Linked DNA regions of Homo sapiens: region 1 is linked to region 2. The links are chromatin loops, found by intact Hi-C in ENCODE. Cell type or tissue: HepG2. All regions are shown on one strand. Each heading gives the region's core, and the rest is flanking DNA. Links, peaks and the distances in the headings are about the cores only. Region 1 overlaps LOC107985173 (a long non-coding RNA gene). Region 2 overlaps LINC01255 (long intergenic non-protein coding RNA 1255).

Region 1 (2,817 bases), core at 16-2,515, 93 kb after region 2:
ATTTGCCAGGAAAAAAACAGTATGTGCCTTGTTCTCTTGTCAGTCAACTTCTTCTTGTGACTGTTATAGATGGCTGGGCCAATTGCCCAGTTCCCTATTTTTCTGCTTTAAATGGTCAAAACTTAAAGCATAAATACTAACCAATGCCATTGTGTCATTTTTCTAAAATCTTTCTGGTAATCTTCTAAGCTACTAATTAGTTACTCATGAAGAAAATAAAGCATGAACAAAAGCTCTGCAAATCTCTGCCTTCCTGTTTATGATGAGAAACTTTGAACAAACAAATATTTCCAGAGTTAATACCTGAGAAGTTATGCTAGAGATTGCATTAAAAAAGCATACTCTGCACAGGGGATTCAACTGTGTGCTAGAAAGTCTCATTGTCGAATTATTTCATTTCCCCCATCCTTGGCCTTTTGGGGGGTTACCCATGATCTAGTTAAAGAATCACTTACATTTTTAATTCATTCAGCATCTGAAGCATTCACACATTTGCCATGTGTTAAATTTGAGTAAAGCCCTTGAAGTGTGATGACAGAAGAAAGGATGCTAAAAAGAGAGGAGAATATCTCCCACATGTGTAGACAACCAGTATTCAGGGATCAGAAGAGCCAACAGTTCTTGGCCGCCGTTCTGATAGAGGCCTGGTTTTGACCAAATCTGAGATGTGCAAGTACAATATGCAGCAGCCCTGGGGAAAGTGCTCAGGCTTAAGCAAGCCCTGTCGAGGAGATTCTATATATCTTAGTCATCATCTATATTTGGAGCTCAGTAATTCCTGGATGGGCTGTACAGTGTGACTGAAAAATGTTTCTCAGCTCAGAGATGTCAATAATGCACATTTTTTCCTCCATAGATTTGTCTACCTTAATTTGGTGATTGCAACTAAACAGTGTTTCCTATTTGTACCAACCAGAAGAATTTTAAAAATTATTCTTTAGAACAGTTTTATTCACTCAGTCATGAACATTCCCAGACATTTGTGGCCTTCTGGATTCTGAATAAGGTAAGTCGCATAACATGTACAAGCAACTTGGAGGCTTGAAAACGACGTTGATAACAACGAGAGCCATCTCTATACGAAGTAGGCAGCTCATCATAAGAGACCATGGTTATTGGCTAATGTCACGTGTTTCTATTCCAGAGAGTTACAATTAACAGCACCAGTGATCATTGTAATGCAGTGCTCTAGGTTTCCATGAATTGAAGCTTTCTGTTTTGTAAGTACCTGGTGCCAACCAATTGTGCAATTGGAGCTACCATAGTTAAAGTTTTCTGAATTGTTACAAACTAAGTAACATCTTTAATTTGCCAGAGGAAATTGGGGGTGCTCAATGCATAAAAATTGCATTCTCCTTATCTAAAAATTAGCGAGATTTTAGTAAGTTTAATGTTTATCTAATGTCTATGTGAGATCCTATGCTAGGGATTAATGAATATAGCACATAGAATTTCTTTGGGGCAGAGAGACAAAATGAAAAAAAAAAAAATTTAAGCCAGCTGTGGTGGCTCATGCCTGTAATCTCAGTACTTTGGGAGCCCGAGGTGGGTGGATCACAAGGTCAAGAGATCAAGACCATCCTGGCCAACATGGTGAAACCCCGTCTCTACTAAAAATACAAAAATTAGCCGGGCATGGTGGTGGGCACCTGTAGTCCCAGCTACTCGGGAGGCTGAGGCAGGAGAATCACTTGAACCTGGGAAGCGGAAGTTGCAGTGAGCAGAGATGGAGCCACTGCCCTCCAGCCTGCCGACAGAGTGAGACTCCATCTCAAGAAAAAGAAAAAAACATTAAATGTGATAAACAATCAAATATATAGGGGCAATGGAAACAGAGATTTGAGGACACTGAGCTCAGCCTGAGGAGGCCAGGAGAGGTGATGCCTAACCTGAGTTTTGAAGTATACATAGGAGTTTAGCAAATACAACTGAGAAGGACAATTCACAAAGAAAGAAGAGCATAAGCAAAGGCACAGACGCGTACACATCTATGTAGGCATGATAGCTTGGAATTTTGGGAAGCAAAATGCAATCTAGAAACTGGTGAGAAAGCAAATGCAGACATCTGGTCACAAGAAACCTTGGATTCCATGTGGAGAATATTGGGCCTTATCTTCCACACGTTAGAAAGGTCATTCCAGCAGTAATGGAGACAGTAATTATAATGCCCCAGGCAAAACAAGGTAAAGGATTAGGGTGAAGCAGTCTGGTAGAGATGGAGAAAAAGAAGATGGATTTAAATTTCTTTATAGTTTTGGTTTCTTCTAAGTTTACAGTCTAGTAAATCATAACTGGGTGTGAGGTGAGCATCAACACATGAAAAACTATTCTGGGGCTGGGTGCAGTGGCTCATACCTGTAATCCCAGTATTTTGGGAGGCTGAGGCGGGTGGATCACCTGAGGTCAGGAGTTCAAGACCAGCCTGACCAACATGGTGAAACCCTGTCTCTACTAAAAACACAAAAATTAGCTGGGTATGGTGGCGGGCGCCTGTAATCTCAGCTACTCAGGTGGCTGAGGCAGAAGAATCATTTGAACCCAGGAGGCGGAGATTGCAATGAGCTGAGCTCACGCCATTGCACTCCAGCCTGGGCAACAAGAGTAAAACTTTGTCCCAAAAAAAAGAAAAAAAACAAAAAAGAAAAACTATTCTGCATGTCAGGAAATCCTGAAGTCTGGGTTAACTCCTCTGGGGCAGCCCCAGTGAATCGTACTAGGAGCTCTGTAGCGATTGTGGAGATGGATGCTCTCCCTTTTCTGGTTAGAACCAATATAAAGGTCACAGTCTCAGGGTGTGTCACGTGACTCCGATAGGCA
Region 2 (2,817 bases), core at 112-2,611:
CTCACTGGCAGTGTTTATCAAAATGCAGATTCCTAGGTTCTTGCCCAGATCTAGTGAATCATGATCTCTTGAGGAGGTTCCCAGGTATCCTAATCTTTAGTGAGCTCTCCAGGTGATTTTAAAACACAGCTAAAGCTTTTAAGAGCTTACGATGTGCCAGGCACTGTTTCGACTGCTTGCTATGCATGATCTCACTTAGAATGTAAAATGATGGTACGAGCTCAGTATTATCATCTGTGTTTCATAGCCAAGGAAGCCAAGGCTTAGAGTAGCCATTGGACTTGCCTGCAGTCACACAGTGGATGATGGAGCAGGGATGTAAACACATGCAGCATGTCTTTAGAGTCCACACTCCTAAGCACCATGGTGCCTGCTCAGCTTTTTATGCTCTTTGTACTCTGGGAACCACTAAACAAATTAATTAACTTCTCTGGCTGTCAATTTCCTCATTGGTAAAACGGATACAAACAAATTTAAAAGTGTAAAGCCTGTAATGGTAAATCTTGATAATGAAGAGAAGTCCAGCAGCTCTACTTTCTTAGGCTATGAAGAACATCTTTGTGATGCAATGTTCTATATTTGTGGTTTGCATTTATGGACAAACTTCAAATATGGGAATGATAGTAATAATGAAGAATTTTTTTTAGTATAGTATGCTTTCTTAGATGTCCCCTGTGCTGAGCAATTTCACTGTGGCTAAATCTGGATCCCTTCTAATCTTTGAAAATTTCCGTTTTCTTTATTTGATTTTTCTACGTTTAAAAACTTTTAGCCTGATAAAGAAAAGATGCCCTCTTCTTGGGGTCAAATATTTAAAGGCCAACCAGTTTAAACACAACTATCTGTATAAGCAATAGTAAATACACCATCCCTTTGTCTATAGTGAAGAACTTTTGACCGGTGACCTGCTCACCTTTAGAAAATACATGAAAGCCTCCAGGCCTCTATTTTTTGCCCTGGCAAAGATAACTTGCCAGGAATCTTTACAGAGGATAAAGAGAATCACTTGTTTTTAAAATTAAAATCTTTTTTTTTTAAGGTGACAAATCTATCCTTTCAAATTTAAGAGCAGGAACTTAATTCAACAGTACACTTACAAATTTACTGCCTGTTGCTAAGGCTAAATTTGACAAGGTGATCTTTTATTAGTCATTCGGCCAGAAAAAAAAAAAATGGAATCTCCGTCAAGACTTTGCTCTTTCCAGCCGCACAGGGTGACTCATGTGAGGTTGAAAGCAAGTAGCTTTGGGCAGGACTGCCCTGGGGCACAGCTGTGACCTCTAGTTTTGGTGAGTCACAAAAATAGCTGTAGCTTACTTCCACTTGTCCATTCTCATGAGGCATTTAAACAATGTGAATTGATGAACCACAAACTGATTTTTGTTAAGGGTTTCAGTACCTTTCCTAGAAAAACGTTTCTAGCATGACCTGTAAGTAGGCAGAGTAAGTCGCCCTCTCATCTATCTCTAGGAGGCAAGTTGTCTCTTCTAGAAGACAAATAATGAGTGAAATTGCTGAAGTCAGGCTGGTTGAGGACAGGGCAGGGGAGGAGAGGGAATCTACTTGACTGATAACTCAAGAATATACTATCCCTCCTGAATAATCCAGCCTGTTGCAAAAGTTTGCATAAAAAGGGTGAAATCATTGACTGATATTAGTGAATATTTATCAAGTGCCTGCTATATGCCAGGTCCTGGCTACACACCGTGATTTGTACAGAAAACAATGAAACCTGAAGTGGTTCCTAAGCCCAAAGATGTGGAGCCTCGGAACATGCAGTCACATACACACAGAGGAAGTGCGGAAGCCCAGCAGTGGCCAGCGCTTCCAGGAGAGGCCGAGAGCCGGGAAGCGTGGTGAGGGGCTGAGCTAGACGGGACACTCAGGAAAGCCTTTCTGGAGGGGTCATGTTTCAGCTGAGATCTGAAGGAGAAATAGGGTTGAACTTGCCGAAGGATGAGGAGTACCTTCTGAGTAGAGGGAAAATGTCTTCAAGGCCTGGTGGAGGTGGCAGAGGTGGGGAAAGGAATGGTTTGTCTGATGAGCTGAAAGCACTGGGTGTCGCCGGTGCTTGGGCATCCTGGGGTGGGGGGAGTAGGGTGCAGATGGAGTGAATGACTTAGGCAGGAGAAGACCACGAAGAGCCTATGGGCTTTATACCTGGAGTTGGGGTAAGCTGCGGAAGGATTTTAGGCAAAGGGTGGTAAAATCAGGTTTGCATTTTGTAAAGAACTTTCTGTTCACCATGTGGAGAACAAACGCAGATGGACAGGCCAGATGTATGGAGACAAATCAAGAGGTTGCGGCATGGGCAGGCATGGTTTCTAGGATGAGGGTGGTGGTGAGGATGGAGACAGAGAAACCTAGGAAGGAAAATCTCCCTTGACTGGGAGAGAGACAATTTACACACAGTGAGAGAGAGAAAGACTGGATTGACTGCCAGCGTTGAAGCATCTCCAAATGGTGGATGCTGGTTTTACTCAGAGAGGAACCACTGGAAGCAGACTAAGGTTGTTATTGTGGGAAATGTTACGAATTCAGAAGCATATAGTGTTGAAGTGTGTCTTTCTGATATCCCAATAGAGACAGCTAGAAAGACATCCATCTAGCTATATAGCTCTGGATCTCAGAAGAGTAATCAAGATTGGACAAAGGAATTTGGGAGTCTCTGTATGGCCATGGGTATTGATAGAGTGTGAAAGGAATGAACTATAAATGAACTTTGAGAAATTACAACATTTAATGACTGGGTGGAGGAGGATGAGCCAGCAAGGAAGATTGAGAGGGACATGCAGGAGGAAAACCAAGAGAATATAG

What was found. A loop is a pair of places that touch in the nucleus more often than their neighbours do. Peaks named below come from ENCODE experiments on the same cell type or tissue, not always from the same donor. Only the 100,000 strongest peaks of a DNase experiment are listed, where the experiment ranks them.
Region 1: it touches region 2 in a loop (3.0-fold over the local background); 4 of 110 quality-filtered maps call a loop at or near these places.

The regions. Positions count from the first base shown.
Region 1 is chr18:11,405,981-11,408,797 of GRCh38, reverse strand. The region is part of intron 1 of LOC107985173 (a long non-coding RNA gene); the gene reads left to right. The region is part of intron 1 of LOC124904250 (a long non-coding RNA gene); the gene reads left to right. Among named protein-coding and RNA genes, the nearest start is that of LINC01928, 47 kb to the left of the region's middle. In HepG2, for the core only: no CTCF peak of the experiment used is centred there; no DNase peak of the experiment used is centred there.
Region 2 is chr18:11,499,057-11,501,873 of GRCh38, reverse strand. All of the region lies in intron 2 of LINC01255 (long intergenic non-protein coding RNA 1255), which reads right to left. Among named protein-coding and RNA genes, the nearest start is that of LINC01255, 12 kb to the right of the region's middle. In HepG2, for the core only: no CTCF peak of the experiment used is centred there; DNase peaks (open chromatin) are centred at 353, 893 and 1,263; H3K4me3 peaks cover 1,182 bases.